Linked DNA regions of Homo sapiens: region 2 is linked to region 1. Evidence: read pairs that join two places in POLR2A ChIA-PET (ENCODE). Cell type or tissue: A673. All regions are shown on one strand. Each heading gives the region's core, and the rest is flanking DNA. Links, peaks and the distances in the headings are about the cores only.

Evidence for each region. Peaks named below come from ENCODE experiments on the same cell type or tissue, not always from the same donor. Only the 100,000 strongest peaks of a DNase experiment are listed, where the experiment ranks them.
Region 2: POLR2A ChIA-PET joins it to region 1 with 10 read pairs; 5 of 35 experiments call an interaction of 5 or more read pairs at or near these places.

The regions. Positions count from the first base shown.
Region 1 is chr11:100,701,129-100,712,763 of GRCh38, reverse strand. The region is part of intron 1 of ARHGAP42 (Rho GTPase activating protein 42); the gene reads right to left. Among named protein-coding and RNA genes, the nearest start is that of ARHGAP42-AS1, 19 kb to the right of the region's middle. In A673, for the core only: no CTCF peak of the experiment used is centred there; DNase peaks (open chromatin) are centred at 6,053 and 6,403.
Region 2 is chr11:100,828,145-100,839,779 of GRCh38, reverse strand. All of the region lies in intron 3 of ARHGAP42 (Rho GTPase activating protein 42), which reads right to left. It also overlaps the pseudogene RN7SKP115. Among named protein-coding and RNA genes, the nearest start is that of SNORD13I, 100 kb to the left of the region's middle. RefSeq lists enhancers at 10,013-10,736, 10,737-11,462, 11,463-11,635. In A673, for the core only: no CTCF peak of the experiment used is centred there; no DNase peak of the experiment used is centred there.

The sequences.
Region 1 (11,635 bases), core at 1,665-9,664:
GTATCTATTCCAGCTTCTACCTGATCAATTCTCAGTAACTGGCGGGAGCTTCAGAACTCATTAACTCCTTCCCTCACCCTCACACAAACACACGCACATGCATACTGAAAACCCACGTGCACTCTGGAGAATTACACCTGCAAAGCTCAGATAGAAGGACAACCAGGAGGTCCCTCCCTCCCACCACCTGCCACTCAGTTCTCATTAACTTCCCTTATCCCACTTCTGGGGGGAGAAGGGGGGAGGAAGAAAAATATCTTTAATATCACCACCCTGATACATTTTGCACACCGCATTTCTTTCTGCTATATTTTACTAATTTTTTTCACAGGCAATTTTTTTCATATAATAACAGTAGCATGTAACAATTCTGTACTTCGCTTTTCTCTTAGATTTATATCAGAAGAGTTATATTTAATTGTCTAGATAACTAATTTGGTAAACTTTATTAGCAATCACTTAAGTCATTTCTAATTATTTTCTATTATAAGTAAATTCTAATTATTTATACAGGTTAAAAGCACAGTTCCCAAACTGCATGCAATACTGCAGCGAACTCAAAGGGGTGCTGTGTGACTCAACTAATTAGTACTTACCCCCAACCTGGGTAGAGGTGTGTTCCCGAAAAAACTCAAGGTTCCTTTAGAAAGGAAGAAAAGGCAAGGGAGCTGGGTAGGCAATCAATATTACCTGCTGTAGAAAGAGTATCATAATTGAGATCACGAAATCAGTGGGTACAAACCCTTTAATGTTCTTGAAACATATTACTAATTTACAATGCCATAGGGAGCATAATGAAAGTTAGAGTCTCAGTACACCTTTAATTAGCCAAAGATATTATTTTTACATCTTTTAGCTAATTAATTAGATTTAAACAATTTACCTTACTCTCATATTCATTTGCATTTCTTTGACTCCTGGTAAAGGTGATTATCTTCTCATAGGCTAACAGCTGTTTTCATCTTTTAACTAATCAACTGTCCTGTGTGTAGTGCCCAGTTACCTATTGGCTTCCTGACCTTTCTTTCCCCTTGTTTATTGCATAGATAATAACCATTTGGTTGTGGATAAATATTCATCACCAATTTAAGTTTACTGAGAAAAGGGGCTGGGCACAGTGGCTCACGCCTGTAATCCCAACAATTTGGGAGGCTGAGGCAAGAGGATCACTTGACCTCAGGAGTTCAAGACCTGCCTGGGCAACATAGTGAGACATCATGTCTAAAGAAAGTAGACAAAAAATTATCTGGGCATGGTAGTGTGCACCTGTAGTCCCAGCTACTTGGGAGGCTGAGGCAAGAGGATCACTTGAGCCTAGGAGGGCAAGGCTGCAGTGAGCCAAGATCTCACCACTGCACTCCAGCATGGGCGACAGAGACCTTGTCTCAAAAAACAAACAGAGAAGATTCTCATTGGACAATATAAACACATTCAAGTAGAAGGAAGAAGTAAAGGACCTATAAGAGACTAAGAAGAAAAAGTTGGAAACGCTGATGAAAAGATTGATAAGAGAATATGGCTCCCAAGAAGCCAAGGGAAAAGAAGCTTCAGTTAGCAAGGTCAAGCTTCAGCCAACAGAGTCAAATATACAACAGTCCCATAAAATAATGACCAAAGTGTTATTTCAATTTGGCAACTGATCACCAGTCCTAAGCTCTGGAATATCACAGTGTTAAATCTTCACAAACTCAACATAACCATTTATTCAATAGTTACCTAAAACAAATGTGTACATGGCAAAGTACTAAATATAAAGGGACAGAGACCATAGCTTTGAAAACTCTAGGATGTTAATGCACACATGCATGTGCACACAAGTATGATCTGAGGGGGTGTGGCACCACAGGGTTGAACAGAACAAGTGGCCATAAAGAGCCTGAAGCCAAAAGGCACCCTACGAGATTTTCTTCTAATAAGAAACTCCTGGTTGCACACAGTGGCTCAAGCCTGTAATCCCTGCACTTTGGGAGACCGAGGCGGGCAGATCACAAGATCAGGAGATCAAGACCATCCTGGCCAACATGGTGAAACCCTGTCTTTACTAAAAATACAAAAATTAGCTGGGTGTGGTGGCATGTGCCTGTGGTCCCAGCTACTTCGGGAGGCTGAGGCAGGAGAATCACTTGAACCCGGGAGGCAGAGGTTGCAGTGAGCCGAGATCGTGCCATTTGCACCCCAGCCTGGGGACAGAGCGAGACTCTGTCTCAAAAAAAAAAAAAAAAAAACTGCTGGCCGGGCGCAGTGGCTCATGCCTGTAATCCAGCACTTTGGGAGGCCGAGGTGGGCAGATCACAAGGTCAGGAGTTCAAGACCAGCCTGACCAACATGGTGAAACCCCATCTCTACTAAAAATACAAAAAAAAAAAAAAATTAGCCAGGCATGGTGGCATGCACCTGTAATCCCAGCTTCTCAGGAGGCTGACGCAGGAGAATCGTTTCAACCGGGAGGTGGAGATTACAGTGAGCCGAGATCATACCACTGCACTCCAGTCTGGGAGATGGAGTGAGACTCTGTCTAAAAAAATAAAAAAGAAATTCATTGAAAAAATACAATGTTATAATATATAAAAGATAACATGATTTGTAACTCAAAAATAAACTTAATAATTTAGAACCCCAAAAGAAATATGCAAGAGCTGACTTAAGCTGTCCACATTAAGAAAAAGGAGTAATCTCAAAGTGTGAGCCTGAATGTGCTTTGAAAATAGTTGTTCCTGATTTCCAGTTAAGTTCAGCAGATGCCCCCCCGACCCCGCTGAATTCCCAAGTGCAATAGAAGAATATTCTGGGGCTTCCCAAACTCCATGTCACAGTGTGTATATCACAGGCTTCATTTCAGGATAACAGATGGATGCAGATTTTAGGCAGGAAAAATTCTTTAAAAGATGAAAGTCTTATTCAATCGCATAGCTGATACATGATCCAATTTCCTTCTGGTGGACTGCAGCAAACTGCAGATGTTTCTTTACTCAAAATGTAACCCATTCTGGTTTCACTTACATTTTGTATGTCAACTGCTTTAAATTACTCACACATAAGTATCACCTTCAATCTGAGGACTTTAAGCCATAAATATGCTAGTAATAAAAAATATGCAGAAGCGAGAAAAATATTCCATATAGTGGTATAAATGCTATATATAGTAGGCCTGCCTCATCCAGTTTTGCTTTCCACCATTTCAGTTACTCACAGTCAACTGAGGTCTGAAATATTAAATGGAAAATTCCAGAAAGAAACAACCAGTTTTAAATTACATGCCATTCTGAGTATCACAATGAAATATTGACTGTCTCAAGCAGTCATGAGTCATGAATCACCCCACTGTCCAGCTTCTCCATGCTGTATATCCTACCTACCCATCTGTCACTTAAGAGCTGTCTCAGATATCAGATTGACAGATCACAATAAGAAAGCTGAGTATAGTACAGGGTATTTGAGAGACAGACAGACAAACAACATTCACTGGGAGGCCAAGGCGGGCAGATCATTTGAGGTCAAGAGTTCAAGACCAGCCTGGCCAACATGGTGAAACGCCGTCTCTACTAAAAATACAAAAATTAGCTGGGCGTAGTGACATGTGCCTGTAGTCCCAGCTACTCAGGAGGCTGAGGCAGGAGAATCGCTTGAAACCAGGAGGCAGGGGTTGCAGTGAGCCAAGATCATGCCACTGCACTCCACCCTGGGTGACAGGGTGAGACTCCATCTCAAAAAAACAAAAAGAGCTGTCTCAGGTAGCAGATTGACAGATCACAAAAAGAAAGGTGAGTATAGTACAAGGTATTTGAGAGACAGACAGACAAATCATATTCATGTAACTTTAATTACAGTACATTGTTATAACTGTTCTATTTTATGATTATTGTTGTTAATCTCTCACTATGCCTAATTTATAAATTAAACTTTATTATAGCAATATATGGATATGAAAAACAGTACACATAGGGTTTGTTACTATCCTCAGTTTCTGACTGAGGGTCTTCAAACTTATCTCTGTGGATAAGGAAGGACTACTGTGATACAATTATAATATTTATATTTTTTTAAGTGTGTGCATGTGAACATGGGAGGTTAAATTAAAAATATAATAAAGTTTATCATCATAGAAAGCCAGAGAAACATTTCTCTTTTGGAATATTTTTAATAGTGATGTTACTTTGCCTTTTCTATTTAAAAACTAGTGTCATTATAATATCCACTATTTGCTGATTTCTTGGGGGATTTTTTGTTTGTTTTTTGTTTTGTTTTGTTTTTGAGACAGGTCTCACTCTGTCACTCAAGCTAGAGTGTGCAAGGCTTCATCATGGCTCACTGCAGCCTTGACCTCCTGGGCTCAGGTGATCCTCCTGCTTCAGCCTCCCAAGTAGCTGGGACTAAAGGCGTGTGCCACCACGCACAACTAATTTATTATATTTTTTGTAGAGATGGGGTCTCGCTATGTTGCCTAGGCTGGTCTCCAACCCCTGGGTTCAAACAATCCTCCTACCTAGACCTTTCAAAGTGCTGGTGTTGCAGGTGTGAGCCACCACGCCCAGACCAATTATTGATTTCTATGTACCAGGTACTATGCTAGGTACAGCTCACAAAAGGGACTTAATCTTCATTTTAAAAAGGAGGCATTACCATTATTATTATCCACACTGCAAAAATGAGGAAGGCAGGGCTCAAGAAGGAATGACTTACTAGGGCTACTCAGTGTACATACATATACAATCTCCATATCTACAACAGTGCCTGAAGTGTAGTAGGTGGTCAATAAGTATTTCCTGAATAGATCTGATTGGATGAAGAACAGATATCATATTCTCATATAAGATTCCTATGCTGTATGCCTACTATCAAGAAAGTATGTACAAATCAGTCTATGGAACACACAAAAGAAGGCAGCTATCTGGAGGAAATAAAGGCTACACATGGCACCTACTAACTCTCAACACCAAGCAATAACAACATGTATACCATATTTGCAGCAGGTCCACAGTCATGTAAACCCAGGAAAACAGGACCTCTGTCTGGCCTATATTCCCAAGGCCTAGAGCAGTACCTGACACACAGCAAGTGCTAAATACATCTGTTGAATGAATATGCGAGTAAATGTCTCATTTTCTTTCTCCTTCACCTCTTTCGTCCTTGCTCAACACTGTTCTTTGCATCTTCTTGTCTTCTCCTCCCATTCCTCTTACCACCCTTTGCACTTATGTAAACATTGCTTTTGTCTCGCATTTACTGATGATGAGAGTTTAAAATAGTTATCCATCTATAATTAATAGAATGCAGAAATGATACTTCTTTAAATACCTTCTAAGTCATTCTGTTGTCACCAGCATATAAAGGCCCTGTCTGAATTTGTTACGAAAAATAATTAATTTAAATATATACTTGGCTCTTGAAATGCTTTCTATCATAAAGAATGCAATTTAAATGCTTATAAACTTAAGTTTCTCTTTGTAAAAATGAGTTGTAATACAGAGTTACTATATGACCCAGCAATTCCACTCCTAGGTATATACCCAAGAGAATGAAAATATATGTTCACACAGAAAAAGGTACATGAATGTTCACAGCAACATTATTCTTAACAGCCAAAAAAATTAGAAGAAACAACTAAAATGTTCAACTGACAAATTGATAACAAAATTTGGTGCATTCATATATCTGAAAAACATTTGTCAATAAAAAGGAGTGAAATACTGGTCTATGTTTAAATATGGATGAACCTTGAAATATGCTAAGTAAGCACAGCACTTCACAAGAAGCTACATATTATATGGTTCAATTTATATGAAAAATCCAGAACAGGCAATTATGTAGAAACAGAAAGTATATTGGTAACAGTTTCCAGGGGCTAGGGAAGATGGGGAATGAGGAGTGACAGCTAATGGGGATAGAGTTTCTTTGGGGGTGATAGAAATATTCTAAGATTAGATAGCAGTAATGGTTGTACAACTCTGAATATATTAAAAACCAGTGGATTCTTAAAAGGGTAAATTTTATGGCAGTGAATTATATCTTAAGAAAGCTGTTAAAAAATATAAATGGCATCTTTAAAGAAGGCATTCCCATAAAATTAAAATCAACCCTTTGAAATGACATCTTGAAAATGCAAAGCTTTGTTACAAACAGGAAATATAAATCATTTGTACATTTTAGCAATATCCCTTGAATCTGAGTTACTATATATAATTGTCATTGCTGAAGAGAAAATTAATTATTTAATACAAATATCAATTCCCTGAATAAGCCTACTCTAATCAACCTCTTTCTGGTAAGTCTACATAACATTCTAAAAGAGTTGTCACAATGATATTTGTCTTCACATACAAAGTTTCAGAAGTGGTTCCAATATGAAGTGGTTAATGACCACCTGTAGACTTCAGCCTCTCCAAACACTAGTCTGACACAACTTCCTGTAAGCTCAGTCATGTAATGAGCACTTACTAAAAATATATCATGTGTCCATCTCCTGAGTCCCAAAGATTTGGTGCCTACTCTTATGGAGCTAACTTGCTAGGGAGAGAAACAGGGAAGTAATCAAATCATCCAGACAAGATACAATGAAAACCATTTTATTTACAAAATCACAAAATCTCAGATAAGGAAAGGTCCTTAAAAAGTCAGCTAACTCTGGGCGTGGTGGCACGCGCCTGTAGTCCCAGCTACGTGGGAGGCTGAGGCAGGAGAATTGCCTGAACCCGGGATGCAGAGGTTGCAGTGAGCCGAGATCGCACCACTACACTCCAGCATGGTGACAGAGCAAGACTCCATCTCAAAAAAAAAAAAAAAAAAAAAGTTACTTAACTATTCCACAGAAGTACAGGTGCACTCCCACTGCAAGGCACATTCAGGAAACTAAGCAATGATACATGGTCTACAGCTCTCACATCAATATGAAACATTAAACATATGCCAGGCACAGTGACGCCTATAATCCCAGCACTCTGGGAGGCCAAGGCGGGAGGATCATTTGAGACCAGGGGTTTGAGACCAGCCTGGGCAACACAGTGAGACCCTGACTCTAAAAAATAAAATAAAAAATAATTAAATATAATGCATGTGTCCAGGTAAGGTAAAGATATTGCTTAGAAAAACCATCTCACATCCTCTTTTGAATGAAACATGGTGGTGGTTATTTATAACTCTGGTCTAATTTCTCTCTAGTCTTAACATTAGCTACAGATGAACAAGGTGAGAAAACTAACATTTAATACCGAGTACCATAAATTGTACTAGATACTTTACATGTGTTATCTCAATGAATCCCAAAAATATGCAGATAAAGTAAATATTGCTCCCATATTAAGGACAAAGAAAAAAACTCACAAAAGAAGCCAGGTGATGTGCTCACAATCAAGCTGCTAACTAGCCGCAGACCTAGAATTGAAAAGCATTTCTCTGACTCCAAAGCTCACTCTCTTTCTACTATTCTAGGCTGACTACTGTTAAGGCTAAATCTTCAATGATCCTACTTAACATTAAAATGTTCTAATGATTAAAGATGAAATGTTATTAACACTGCACATGTGTGAGTGATAACACTAAGCTGTTAGCTACAGAGCACCCCTCTGTTTCTTTTAGCCAGATTTAATGTTCAGATTATTTGGTTAAATTGGGATTAGTTTGTGCCAATATATATCCTGACAGAAGTACAAAGCACAATCTCAAAGATACAAATCCAAGCCATAACCTAAGGACTTAAAGTAGGAACAGTGTCTTTCTTTTTCTTTTCTTCTCTCTTTTTTTTTTTTTTTTTTTTGTTGTTGTTGTTGTTGGGGTTTGGCTCACCCAGGCTCACTCAGGCTCACCCAGGCTCACCCAGGCTGTGGTGCAGTGGCTTGAACATAGCTCACTCCAACCTCAAGCTCCTGGGCTCAAGCGATCCTCCTGCCTCAGCCTCCTTGGGTAGCTAGGACTATAGGTGCATGCCACCACACCTGGTTTAATTTTTTATTTTTGTAGAGACAAGGAGTGGGCGGCGGGGGCGGGGATTCTTGCTTTGCCCAGGCTGGTCTCCAACTCCTAGCTTCAAGAGATCCTCCCTCCTTGGTCTCCCAAAGTGCTGGGATTACAGGCATGAACCACCGAGCCACCATACCTGACCTGAGAGTTATCTTTCAATTGACATCTTGCTTCTGCATCCTTGTTTCATCCTCTCATCCCCTCTTACCGGTGGATATCACAAAACATCACACTCAGCCAGCCATGAATACTCACAGATTTCTAATTTCCATTAGAGCAGTCTGAGGAATGAAGGCAATACTGGGAAGAAAAGGCTGTGCACCCAAGAGAGTTTAAACTTGACAAACCTGGATGCCATCACTCTCACGCACTTTCCCTGTTCAGGATTATTCAGGATCTGCATTCTCTTTCTTTAACCTCCGAGGCTGGCCTTTTCCGGCCTGTGCTTCACTTTCTAAGCTGTCCCAAAAGCTAAGACTTCCTGTCCCTTGTTCCCTAATTCCCTCAACCCCGGGCCTGAGCTCCTTTTTAACTCACAGATCCAATAAGAAATATCTTTCCTTCTTTTTTCTTTTAAATATTGTTTTGTTTTTAGGGCACCATCCACATATCTGCTCCTGGTGATTCTGACACAAAGTTAACTGTACCACCTTTCCTGGATCAACTAGCTAAAAGGCTCAATTCAATGTTCTCACTGAGCCAGCTGAATCTTCCCCTTCAATTCTTAACTGAATGTCTCTTTTGTCTCTAATTAACACACTCAGCCCCTCCAGCAATGTCCTATCAATTTCATCATTTTCTTTTCTCACCAATAACTGCCTGGATGATCTCACCTTCAGCATAATTACATTTACAAAACATCTGTGTATCATAAGAGACACCTAGGAAAGCACTTTTCTAAGCCATTGTCTGTCTTCGGTGCAGAAACTAACATGGGAAAGAGTTCTGTCATCTGCAGTTTGGCCTGTTAATTTTGTAAAATTGCTGAATTATTGATTTCACTTCTGAGAAGTGCAAATTGTGATCATCATTTTAAATAATTTGTATACACCACTGACCTGAGCCAGCAGAACTAAAGCACCAGTAGATATGTCTATAAAGTCTCAAAATCTATACTGTCTGTTCATTAAGCCCTAAATGGCAACCTAATTCTTGGTTCTCAAATCAAGATAGATAATTATTTTTTAAAAGGCAAATCAAAACTATATCATATCTTATAATCATTTCCTATTAAGCAGATCTAATTTGAGTGGGACAAGCCCATGCTTTAACATCTAATAGAAGCATTACCATTTCAATAATTTCTCATTTTTAGGGAATATGATAATAACATTGACAAGAAACTGTTAAAGTTAAATCTTGTAAAAAGCTGAAATAATTCCAATTACAATGATCCTGCCAAGAGCAAGTGAAAAAAAAATGCTACATCTTCATAATATGTTATTATGCATTCTTTCCATTGGCCCACACAAAAATCCTGCAAGAAATATAAGGCAAATGCTATTTTCATTTTTGATGAAAATAGAGTATGGGGCCAATGGCTTGGACCCATAATACTGGTTAGTGGCAATGCCAACACTGGAACAAAGCTCTAACTCCTGATGATGTTCCCCCAGATTATCTAGTCTGAGAAGTTAGCCCAGAGAAGCCAGCGCAGTTGCACGTAAAACCTGCTGAAAGTAATACGAAACAGTATATTCATAGTCCCCATTCTCTGGCTCATTTACTATACAGATATTCAAAATACTCTTCCATCTCATGCTCTTAGTAAAATGCAAACTGGTTGATATTCAGTAGTTACTGAGCATCCACTATATGGTAAGAGCTAATTAGAACACAAATATCCAGGCAGGGATTACAGTGGCTCATGCCTGTAATCCCCGCACTTTGGGAGGCCGAGGTGGGCGGATCACCTGAGGTCAGGAGTTCGAGACCAGCCTGGCCAACCCCGTCTTTACTAAAAATATAAAAATTAGCCATGCATGGTGACACGTGCCTGTAATCCCAGCTACTCGGGAGGCTGAGGCAGGAGAATCGCTTGAACCTGGGAGGCAGAGCTTGCAGTGAGCCGAGGTCGTGCCATTGCACTTCAGCCTGGGCAACAAGAGCAAAACTCCGTGTCAAAAAAAAAAAAAAAAAGAACACAAATATCCTAGGCACCTGGATGTTTCTATTAAAATTGAAAGACTAATTGAAATACAGGCAAACCTCATTTTATTGTACTTTGCAGTTTTTTTTTTTTTTACAAATCGAAGGTTTTTTACAACACTGCATCGGGCAAGTCTATTGATACCACTTTTCCAAAAGCATGTGCTCATTTCCTGTCTCTGTCACATTTTGGTGATTCTCACAATATTACAATTTCTTCATTATTGCTACATCTTTATGATGACCTGTGACCAATGCTCTTTGACGTTACCACTGTAATTGTTTTGGGATGCCATGAACAGTGTCTATAAAAGCCAGTGAACCTAGTCAATAAATGTTGTGTGTGTTTTAACTGCTCCACCAACCAGGCATTCCTCCATCTCTGTTTTTCTTTTTCTGCCTCCCTATTCTCTGAGACACAACAATATTAAAATTAGGCCAACTAATAACCCTACAATGGCCTCCAAGTGTTCAAATGAAAGGAAGATTTGCATGTCTCTCACTTTATTTTTATTTTTATTCATTATATTATTATTTTTTTTTTGAGACAGGGTCTTGCTATGTTGACCAGGCTGGTCTCAATCTCCTGAGCTCAAGCAATCTGCCCACCTTGGCCTCCCAAAGTGCTGGGATTACAGGTGTAATATACCATGCCCAGCCATCCCTCACTTTAAAGATAAAATGATCAAACTTCATGAGGGAGGCACAAGAAAAGCCAAGACAGTCCGAAAACTAGGCCTCTGTTGTCAGTCAAATTATGAATGCAAAGGAAAAGTTCTTGAAGGAAATTAAAAGTGCTACTCCATTTCTCCTAGTTCCATGAGGTAGAAAAAAAAAATGCTACTTCAGTGAACACACAAATGATAAGAAAGCAAAACAGCCTTATTGCTGATATGCAGAAAGTCTGAGTGGTCTGTAGAGAAGATGAAACCAGCCACAATATTGCATTAAGCCAAAGCCTCATCCAGACCAAGGTCCTAACTTTCTTCAATTCTATGATTTCTATAAGAGAGGTGAAGAAGCTGCAGAAGAAAAGTTTGAAGTGAGCGGAGGTTGGTTCAAGAGGTGTAAGAAAAGAAGCCATCCCTACAATATAAATGAGCAAGGTGAAACAGCAAGTGCTAATGTAGACGCTGCAGCAAGCTCTCTAGAAGATCTAGCTAAGAGTATGGATGAAGGTGGCTACAATAAACAAGAGACTTTCAATGTGGATGAAGCAGACTTCTATTGGAAGAAGATGCCATGTAGGACTTTCATAGCTACAGAGGAGAAGTCAATGTTTGGCTTCAAAGCTTCAGGCTGACTCTCTTGTTAGGAGCCAAAGCAGCTGGTGACACTAAGTTGAAGCCAATGCTCCTTTACCATTCTGAAAATCCTAGACTCCTTAAGAAGCATGCTAAATCCACTCTTCCTGTGCACTAGAAATGGAACAAAGCCTGAATGACAGTACACTGTTTACTGAATATTTTAATCCGCTGTGTGGTTAGAGGCCTATTGCTCAGAAAAAAAAAAAAAAAAAGTTCATTTTACAATA
Region 2 (11,635 bases), core at 1,185-9,184, 130 kb before region 1:
GTCCTCTTCGACTGAGAATGCAGCTTTGGGAGGGACGTGCATGGAGCAGTGAGGATGGAACGGGACACCAGCCTAGCCAGCCAGATCAGCCAAATCAACCCTGGTAATCAATGGGGTGACAGATGTCACAGCCAGATCATCCTCACATCTAACAACCACCAATTATTTGACATAAAACTTAACACACTGCCTAATCAGTCACTCTTTACTGCAGTGGTATCCAACTCTGCCCTTGGGCAATGGTGCTTTTACTCTACTCCATCTCCGGACTTATTCCACATATCCTCATGTTACTCCTTTCCATTTTCTTCATAGCAGATCCTGTCAAGAGCGTTTCCATTTAGCTGGTGTGTGGAAGTTATAGTATGTTTTAACTAGAGAATGTTAACTCCAACACTACCATGGTGATAGCCATTCACACTCACCTTTATTGGCTACAGAGAAAGTTCAGGTCATTATTTTTTATTTAAAAAAATAAAGGACATTGTCTTCCATTAATCACTGATCTAAAAGATCATAAAATCTTCATGAGACAGATTTAGGATTTGCAGATACTGCTATATCTTAGGAACACAAATATCATTAAGAATGGCTGGCCAAGAGTTGTCAAGTCACTCTCCATTTAATTCAGTAAGAACTAAGTAAGCCTTAATATCTAGAAAGGTGGTAAGCAGGAAGGGATGCGAGGCTGCCATGTTATAGCTGTGTTCTGTAGATGATATGCAGTATATATACTAGAGCACATAATACATAGAAGTAGTATATAATACACGGATGGCCCTTGTCCTAAAAAAAAAAAGTTATAATTTCATTGGGACACTAGGAAAACTAAGAGAAATAGTTTCAATGGTGGAAGTTAGTGCAAGGCTAAATAATAGAAAAAGGTTGGGAAATGAAGTGCCTTCCTAAGAATTAAGCTAGGCTATCAACTAACACAACTATATTTTTGCCCCTGTCAATGACTGACGACTCAACAACTGATCCTCAACGAAGCATTATATGCCCTATAAACAGATTAAATGTAGATTTTTTTAAACACTATGATTTTTTTTTTCTTGGTGTTTTTGTTTTATTTTGTTTTGTTTTTGAGATACGGTCTTGCTCTGTTACCCAGGCCAAAGTATCGTAGCACAATCATGGCTCACTGTAACCTTGACCTCCTGGGCTCAAGTGATCCTCCCATGTGGCTGGGACCACAGGCACACACCACCATGCCTGGCTAATTTTTTTGATTTTTTGTAGAGGCAAGGTCTCACCATTACCCAGGCTAGTTTTGAATTACTGGGCTCATCCGATTCTCCTGCCTCAGCCTCCCAAAGTGCTGGTATTACAAGCATGAGCCACCAAGCCCAGCCTACACTATCATATTATAATTAAGATATCTTTAGCTTGATGAGCATAAGTTTGAAAAAAGGAATGTCTATATACATTGTCTTTACTCACAAAGGACTTACTAATTTCAAAGAGAGAAAAGGTAAGGCCATAGTGGGAAAACTTGGCAGACACCGCTTTAATCAAGTGATCAAAGTTTACACCAACAGTAATGAGAAAAAGCAACACCAGGTGCCTTAATTCCTGCGCAAAATGCAGGAATTTACTCAGAAGGAAGCATCACACAAACCCAAATTGAGGAAATTTCTACAAAATAACTAGCCCAAACTTTTCAAACACGTCAATGCAATGGGAAACAAACAAACAAAAACAAACAGACAGACAGACTCAGGAACTGAGGCAGGCAGTTAGCGAGGGAATGGGGCTCAATTATTTTTAGGCAGCTAAGAACAACACAAACAGAGCCAAACAGGTTAGCACAGGACCTGTCTCCTAGTAAAATAAAATAAAATAAAATAAAAACCTGTTAGACTGCACCAATGAAAACAAATTGCAGACATCCCGCTAGGTGAATATAAAAATATAACAAAAACAGCCACAACTAATTAAATCCAAGATGGCCAAAAACTTAACTGACTGCTGACCCTTGGCTGCATTATGCCCCTATTATCATAAAATTTCCATGGAAAAAACCTCCCATTCTCATCGTGCACCTGATACAATGACAGTTCCAAATTAAGCATATTTACTAAAAAAAAAAAAAAAAAAAAAAAAAAAAAAAGGATGACACCTAGATTCTGGGAACTGCCTGTGAATTTCCGGGAAAACCTCTCCCCTTGTTATAAAATATTCCATGCCTTCATTATGCTTATCCATATAGTATGCAAGCCCTGACCACCTTGCAGGCAGCCCATTCTTTTGAGCATGCCTGCACTCATTCCTTGTGTATTTGCTTTCACTCCACAATAAAACTTTTATACTTACACTGTGATCTCATTTCCAAATTCTTTTGTGTGACAAAGACAAAACCTAAACTAGCCTTACGGACAACAAAACCATTCCAGATTTTGATGTCCAAAGCCAAGAAAAAAATATGTATATATAAAGGACAAAATTGTGACAATTAGCAAAACTTGAAAAAAAGATTCTGTGGTAACAGTAGTCTACCTGTGTTAAACTTCCTAATTTGGATAACTGCACTGTAGGTATATAAGTGAATATCTGTGTCTTAGAAAATACACACTTAAACATTTAGGGTTGAAAAAAAGCATGGTGGTTGAAACAGTCTCAAGACAAAGAGTCGTAAAGCAAATTTGGCAAAATGGTGAAGAATATAGGAAAGTTCTTTCTATTCTTGAAATTTTTCTATAAATGAAAATTATTTCAAAAGAAAATGTAAATATTTTAGCAACTACTAATGAAAATATGAGAAATTTACAATCTTGAACCTGATACAATGAAGTCGACATAAGAATTATTTCTATGCTTCCAAAACCAAAAATATTTTGCTGGAACTAGTCAGTTATTCATGACATGATTTACCTCCAGAGACTAGAAAGCAGAAAGTAATCAATAACATTCAAAATTGGTTGTAAAAAAAGGACAGGTTGAAAATAATAATGAGGTGTTCAAGTCCCAGACATTATATATGCTTACTGTTTTTTTAATGCATGTATATTTTGAGGTCTTTCATTTAGTTAACCAAAAAAAAAAAAAAGAAAACAACAACAAAAAAAAAACAAAAAACCTTACACATCTCAAATTAGGTTTTACATTTAAAAGAGAAACCTAACCACTCTTCAGCAAACAACAAAAGCTTGGATACATGAACAATTTTACAGTCATCATTTTATAACAGAATTTATCTAATTTTGAATTATTAGGAAAAGCAGAGGGAACAATGAAACATAGATTCCTACTGATTCAAACTTGGTATTTTCCAACTACACTTCATATTTCTCCTATAACTCAGAGTTCTTCCAATGCCATAAATATTGCATGGTCAATTTCAGACCTAGAAATTGACATTTCATCTAGCAAAAGGGCTGATTGTTCATGATGGAAAATTTTGTGTTCCACCTTTAAAAGCTCTGCATAACATAAAATTCTAATCTTCCTTCAGGAACCAGTAACAGTTTAAACCACCCCTTTACACTACCTTGGTTAACAGAAAATTCCATTCACATAGAAGACTAAGAACTGATCTGTGAACATTTTAGGAAAAGGTTTTTCATTATGAAATCAGAAGATTAAACTCTACTAATAACTAACTGCATAATCTTGGCCAAGTCAATAAAACTGTCTGAGGCTCAGTTTCTTCATCTGTAAGAGGATGAGATTTGACTGACTTCTCATGAGTCATTTCCAAAGCTCTAATGACTTGAAACTCTTTATTAAGTGTGAACTTACCTGCTATTTTTGTCTTGATTTTGAAAAATGACCCAAAAATCTCAAGAGATTTCCTTGTTCGGCTGGCTTCATTATCACATTAACTAGATAATTACAGGAGTAGAGTGAGTTGGAATTCCATGGTTAATCATGTGATAAGAAATATTCAAACACACTGGTGAAATTCAAAGTCAGATTTATTCCTGGCAAATACTGGCTTAAACCAGGGAAGAAGATAATTTCTGGAAAGAACAATTACCAATTGTATAAGGGGGGATCCAATGGAATATATATATACATATATACCATATTACTTATAACCAAATGAAGACTAAATAATTAGGATGAAAAAAAGTGTATGGCAATAGGAATATCATTAAGATGAAAATGATCTAAAGTGTACCCCTTCTGGAATATTGCCTCTTAAGATATAAATAATATAGTTACGATGTGATAACCACTGCTACCCTGAGTTTCCCAACAAACACCTTTGGTGTGTCTGAGAATCTAAGTTAATCAGTTCAAAACTTCTATGAAATGAGCTTGGCCACAAAGAAACAGTGATGTTTAGAAAAGTTACAATGCTAGGCAGTATTTAAGAATGAGTACCACCAAACAACACGACAAAACTCATATATAAATATGTTAAGGTACAAAGTCAAGGACACCTTAGGACTTTAAGTTTTATAGTCAGAAACCTTTAGGGTTAAATTAGGAGATTACGACGTGCATGTATAACTGTAAAGATAATGTATATACAGAATATAAAATGCTGGAAAATCATTTAAATTCCTTTGGAACTCAATGATTAATGTAATGCTGGAGGTCTCTTGAAAGACAGCAACCTTGAGTAACATACCACAGAAGAGGAGGAACCTCGTAAGTTAAGTTCCATCCCTTTTATATCCAAAGGCCTTGAGGATGGGGCTTTCCAGCAAAACAGTATAAAATATGTAGATAGAAAGATGAACCTCGACACTATTTGACACATTTCAGAGTTTATAGGAAAATGTGCAATCTAATGTAAAACATTATTTCACTCAGATGAAGTGTTTTACTTATGAAACAGGGTGAATAAAATCATCAACATACATTTATAAATTTTTAGAAAATTAAAAATTCAATGTTTTTAGACAGGAAGACCCACTCCAGAATCAAAAATAAGCACTTCTGTATATGGATCCAACATTAAAAAAACAAAGAAAAAAAAAAAAAAAGGACTCAGAAGTTCCCTGTCCAAAGCAGAAGGGGGCCCCATAATGGATTATGGCCTCATTCCTCAAGTCATCCTCCTCCATCCCTCTGTTCATACCTTGGTCATAGCATTTATAGCCTCTATTCTTTTTTTGGCTACAGTTCGTCTGGATTCCTGCCCACTTCTTTAAGCTACTACTAGTGCCCCCAATACTAATGGGTGTCTATTCATGCTATGAGCTCAAACTTCTGATGCCCACTATTACCTTTGCCTTTAGGATTTAAGTCCTACTATGTCTCTCGAATTCTGCTGTCTGCATTAATTGGCTTGACTTGAGTACCCAATGAGAACTTGTGTCCTCCCAGGTATGATGTCTGTAGCTGTCTCACTGTACAAACTAAAGCTACACCCTAGCCCAGACACCAGGAACTTGCCCTGCACTTGACCTCTATAAGTCTAATTTACACTGCATGGATCAAAAGGACATAGGTAGACTAAGTTTTGATCCATATAAAGGAAAATATTCTACTAATCAGAAATGACCCATAAAAGAAATGCTATGAGTATAGAAGCATAATACAGTAGCTATATGAATTGACTCTGGAATTGATAGCCCTGGGTTCAAACACAAATCCACTATCATATATCTGACTGAGCTTGTAATTTAACCTCTCTAAGTGTAAATCTTGTCAGCCACAGAATGGGGATACTAATCATCTTAAGAATGTATTTCATATAACTGTAATGACTGGACAGCTGTAAATAGGTTTACATATGTGAAGTGCTAACAACAGTGCCTACCATATAGAAATCAATATGGTCACTAATCTGGTCAACCATTAGAAATTGGATGACATTTTATTTTCCAAACCTAAGATTTTAGTATGATCCCTTGAAACAGTCATATGCAAGAAACTATCACAACCTCCTAATGATATTTAAAAATTTTTATTTTTTAAAAGTATCTACCTACCTAGTTTTAAAACATGTCTGCAAACTCATTAACACTTCTCTCATCAAGAGGTACAGCCCAATTTCCCTCCTGTTGAATATGGGCCAGCCAGAGTGAGTCACTTCTAACATATATGAAACAATGGTAGTGTACTATGTGGGTGCAGGGGCTAGGTCAAAGAAAGCAATACGAGGCGATAAGTCAGGCTCTTCCTAACTCTCTTTCACTTGGGACAGAAGTTTTGGAAGTCATATTACATGTAAGAAATCTGGCTACCCTGAAGGACCATGCTGGAGAGATCACATGCAGTAAGAAATGCTCAAAGAACCATATATCATCCTTCTATTGTTTGAGTCTTTCCAGCATTAATTGGGAGACATGTGGATGAGCCTTGAGATGACTGCAACCCAGCCTTCAAGCCACTCCAGCTGACACACACTGAAACAATGACAAGCTGTCCCATCTGAGCCCTGCCCAAACTGCAGATTCATGAGTAAATACATGGTGTCATTTCAAGCCACTAATATTTGGATTGGTTTGTTATACAGCATTGGAAAACCAGAATACTATCTTATGTATTTCTTCTTAAAATACTGGATAGCACATTTAAAAGATACTTAGTAGAATGAACAAAGTAGCATTCTCTAATAAAGTATCAAAACTCCTTAAAGCTGAGAAACTTTTAGGCAACAAATTGGTCCTATTTATTTCAACCAAAATGTACAAACCTCAATTTCCATTCTGGAGAATAACTTTACTTTCAATGCTGAATTTCAGAGAAGAGCCAAGACATCAGGAGTCAAAATGACCTTTGGTAAAAATGGCAGATATTCAGATAACTTGGGATGTGGCAATATGAAAAAATGCAGAGTTAGACTTCTGTCAGAAGCCTGTATTTACAGGATACAAAACCCACATTCTAGTCGCCTGTGATGCCAAGCAGCATAGTTCCCTTCTGGTCTCTTTGCCACTGAAAAAGGAATCCAGCTTGCTGTTCAGCATACCCATTCAAAATCCTTCCATGTCACATTTCAGAGCCAATTACTTGGATTCAGGTTCAGCCTTTTTGTAGTAAAAGGAATTTATTTTCCAATAAATTGGCTTCCTTCCAATTCATATCCTGTACTATGCAGTGCCCAAGAGGGTGCCACATCTGGTCAAGCAAAGTGTGTCAAGATAGCAGTAACTTAGGAGGGAGAGGGAACTTAACTAATAATATAATCAATATCCTGTGAAAAATAATAAACTGAAGAGTTTAGCTTCAATGTTCTGTAAGTTTGTCTGACATTTTGGTAAACACACTCTTAACTGAGCTTTCCAGTCAAAAAAGAATTCCTGACCTTCATATGTGACAAAATCCTGAAATACTTTGTTCATACATCGTGTTAGGAAGACTTTTAGATTTGTGTATAAGTTAGGAAGCTTTTGATCTCAAGGAGTAGAAAATCCTATTTGAATTGTTTTAAATAAAACAAATACATCAGTTTATATAACTGGAGAAACAAGGGTAAGAGAAGCTTCAGGTCTGGCTAATCCAGAAACTTAGAGAGATCATCAGAGATCCAGATTCTTTGCATGTCTCTGCTCTGCTGCCTAGAATATCAGCTACATCCCGTGGCTTGCTGTAGGACAGCAGTCAGGAAACTATGCCCATCCTCGTTCAGTTCTGCAGAGTAAAGAAAAAGCCTATCCCCACACAATAAGCCTGAATCCTTGTCATCTGCCCAATATGTCAGCTAAAGTCATGTGCCTAACTGGGATGCCATTGCTCAACAGCCTGGCGTGGGCTCACAAAGCCATCTCTGGCAAGAGAGGCCAGATTATCTGATAGACATAGAGCCACTGAGCCAATCATCCAGCACACACGTGCTGCACAAGGGGAAACAGACCCAGTGGATTCAAGAGACCAACCTGCCAGTCCACAAAAATTCGTTATTTACTAAAGTCCTATTTGATCAATTAGAAAAAAATGAATTCCTCCATTTCCAAGTGGATTTTGTTCTGAAGTTCCTGTCCCTCACCTTGCCCCGTTAGCTTTTATCTTGAAGTATGAATAGGGCATAGGAGGCATAGAATGCATTTTCCCAGTGAAGAAATATATTTGCCATGTGCCCAAATTAACTCTTGGTATATTTAAACCATTTATAGTGGAAGTATTTAAGCTGGGAATGCACTTTTCCCTCCTTTCCCAGTAAACCAGAAAAAGTAGAAACCTATCTACAGACCACCATGCCCTGGCAGAGGCAAGGAATTCCCCACAAGCAACCCCCAGCAAGAGCAGCAAAAATACTAAGAATAAAATCTTCTACAGTAGCAGTAGCTTGGATGGCAGGAATGTGAGCTTCCCTATACAAAGGCCATCTGTGCTTACAGAACACTGGTGAGTCACTAACATAAACGTGTTTCATCGGATATTTTCTTGACTCCTCTCAAAAAAGAACACCCTATTAACTAATTTTTTTAGTACAATGTTATAATATCCTAACGATGTGGATGACTCCTTTTAAGTCAGTTCCGTGTTTTTCTTAGTAAAATTTTACTTTTATTCATTCTCTTGAACAGTTTTGTTCCCTTCAGGAACTCAGAAATACCCAGTATAATGAAAACCTTGTTTAATAACCTAATGATGATGTTTATGAGGATACTGATGACAGTAAACTGAGCTACCCTTTACAAGGTCCACTCCTCTGTATAATCATCACAACAGCTGGCTGGAGTAGGTGTTACTGGCCCCCGTTCACACACATGGAAATTCAGGCTCCAGGCACTTTGGTAATATGCCCAAGCTCACGTGATTAGAACATAGTGGAAACAGGATTCCAGCACAGCAGATATGAATCCAAAAATCCAAGCACAGAAAATTTCAACTAATATAACTTGCAAATACTTGATTAAATTGAGTCAAATTATCTTACTTTTTTTTCAACTTTGACCCCTTCCCATCTTTCCCTCACCCCGTACATTACTCACGGTATTTTAAGAAGGGAAGAAAAATTATATCCCAAGAAAAATGTTGCCCTCTGCCTTCTTCTCTCTGGCTCTGAAATAGTAACCGTGGTGCCCACCAAGGTTTCTCAAAGCAGGCTATTGACCTTGCCCGAGCTGACAAATTGTTCACCTGTACTCCATCTCCCAACAATGCCAGATGACGGCTCACTCTATGATATTATTATTATAGTTGGCACTAAACCAAATAGATAATTGATTCATTCTCTGTTCACCAAAAGCTGAAATCCTACCCCAGCAACAATCTGACAAGAATATTGGCATCACAGATGAGTTGAGACGTTATTTTCTAGATCAGGGCTTCTCAGACTTTAATGCACACAAGAAACACCTGAGGATCTTGTGACACTGCAGCTTCTTGTTCAGTAGGTCCGCAGCAAGCCTGACATCATGCATATCTAACAAGCACTCAGGCGAGGCTGACGCTGCGGCTCCACAGTCTACACTCAGAAGCAATCATTCTGTTCTCAGCAGAACTCACTAAGAACAAGAAGGAAAGCGCGTGCTCTCCATATTACAGCAGCCACCAAACCACTCAAATTACAGTCACAGGTTGCCAATATGAATCTTAAGTAGCATGGTATCCTTTTCCAAACTGCTACTATGAAATTGGTATTTTTACTTACTGAGGCAATTTGTTGCTGCCTCACAGATAGTGTCTTCCAAAGAGCATTCAGTATAAGTCTCGTCAAGCTTGGGAAATATATTCCTCCTGGTGAGACACACGCATGTGTAATATTGAAAATTGAGATATATTCTAGTATAAAAATAAAAGTTACTAAACCAAGGAGTTTTCAAAGTAATCTGACCATGGAAGAAGATTTTAACTTCTGAGCCCTTACTAACATCCTATTAATATTGCTTTTATTGTTATTCTACTGTCCTACAGAACACATATTTGAAAGATACAAACACACCTTTGGAGAATCCAAAGTATGTAGCTTTGATCAGAATTTTGTCCTTGCTAATGCTGCAAAAGTATGAACTCTAGGACTTAGTCTTATCATCACAAAGTAATTGTAAACATCTTAAATGAATGGATGAATTTTGTTAAAAATAAACTTCAGAGTAAAGAACTAGCCGATTTTGCTCATGTGATTTATAATCAAGGAATACCTGGGTAATTAGAAGATTTTAGAAACAATTTATAATAATCACCAATCAGACAACAAGGGGGAAAATAACATACAACCGTAAACAGATAAAGGAATCATTAACCATTGGAAAATGCCAAAATTGAAGTTTATTATATGCATGCACAATATGAAAAAGGGTAATTTCTATCACTGAACAATATGGCAGTCACTGGCCACCCTAGGGGGCAGAGGAGGAGTCACTGAGGAGGAGCTGTCTGTATCATAGTAAAGTGGGTAATGCCTTTGAAGCTAAGAAGATTCTTTGCATGCCCTGGTCAGCACTACTAGAGCTGCCAGTGTGTCCAGTTAAAATACATCTCCAACCCAGTTTGTAACTATGACTGGTCCTGTGATAGCAGAATTAACCTGGTGAGGTTCTTGAAAGTCTTGAAAGTCTTTTTTTTTTTTTTGAAGACAGGGTCTTGCTCTCTCACCCAGGCTGGAGTGCAGTGGCATGATCCTAGCTCGCTGCAGCCTCAAACACCTGTGCTCAAGTGATCCTCCCGCCTTGGCCTCCCAAAGTGCTGTGATTACAGGCGGAAGCCACCATGCTTTTTTTCCCCAAGCCACCATTCTTCCTGCCTGAAACATGAACCTGATGCCAGAAAGTGCCAACTGCCACAAAGCTATGCTTGTGGTGTGACAAGCATGAGGATAAGGGCCACAGACTAAGGATGGCAGGAAAGGAGAGCAAAGGAGCCTGCACTCCTGGAGGCATCACCTTGGCTGCCTATTTCCAGATTCCTCTTTGCATAAGGCCCATAAACTCATTAATGATTTAAGCCACTATTGTGTTTTGTATTACTTGCAGCCAAACGTGCAAAATTACTTTGCTTGCTGTAATATTCACTAGTTGTGCATCCTGGGCATGTGGCAACTGTTGGGCCTCACTTTACACATCTACAAAATGGTAAGGTAGGCCGAGCATGGTGGCTTCCGCCTGTAATCACAGCACTTTGGGAGGCCAAGGCGGGAGGATCACTTGAGCACAGGTGTTTGAGGCTGCAGCGAGCTAGGATCATGCCACTGCACTCCAGCCTGGGTGAGAGAGCAAGACCCTGTCTCCAAAAAAAAAAAAAAGACAAACAGAAAAGCAGTATCTTTCAACAATTAATAGTAGGTAGGCCCTTTCCCCCTTAAAGTCATGTATGTTGAATCTGAGAGTTCTGCAGGTCTGTCTAGGCAGCTCTGATACCCTGATGCATGCCTATTTATAATGGTTCCTCATACCTTGCTCAGGTTGAAACCACCACCAGGGGTCCACACATATTTGAGCATATCTGGTGAACTGCATTACTATTTCACAGAAGCCTAGTCAGAGACAATGAGGTAGTTTCCTTGAACAAACAAGCTCAGTCATCAGAGAACAGGGGTGAGCACAGCATGTATAGCAGCAATTTGTCAAATCTGTCCCTGGATCAGCTCTGAGGGCTTGAAATAAAGAAAGCTCTAAGCAAAACCACAAGAGTTCTTCCCCTGAACTTTGCAAAACACTAAGGATTTTTTTTTTTAAACTGGGGAAAATCCTTCTAAAGGGTGTAACACAAAAGGAAGAAAAGTATTACCCTCATGCTTTGCCACTGACTACAAATCAGCACTTAGCGGCAAGTGAGACCACTTGGAGGA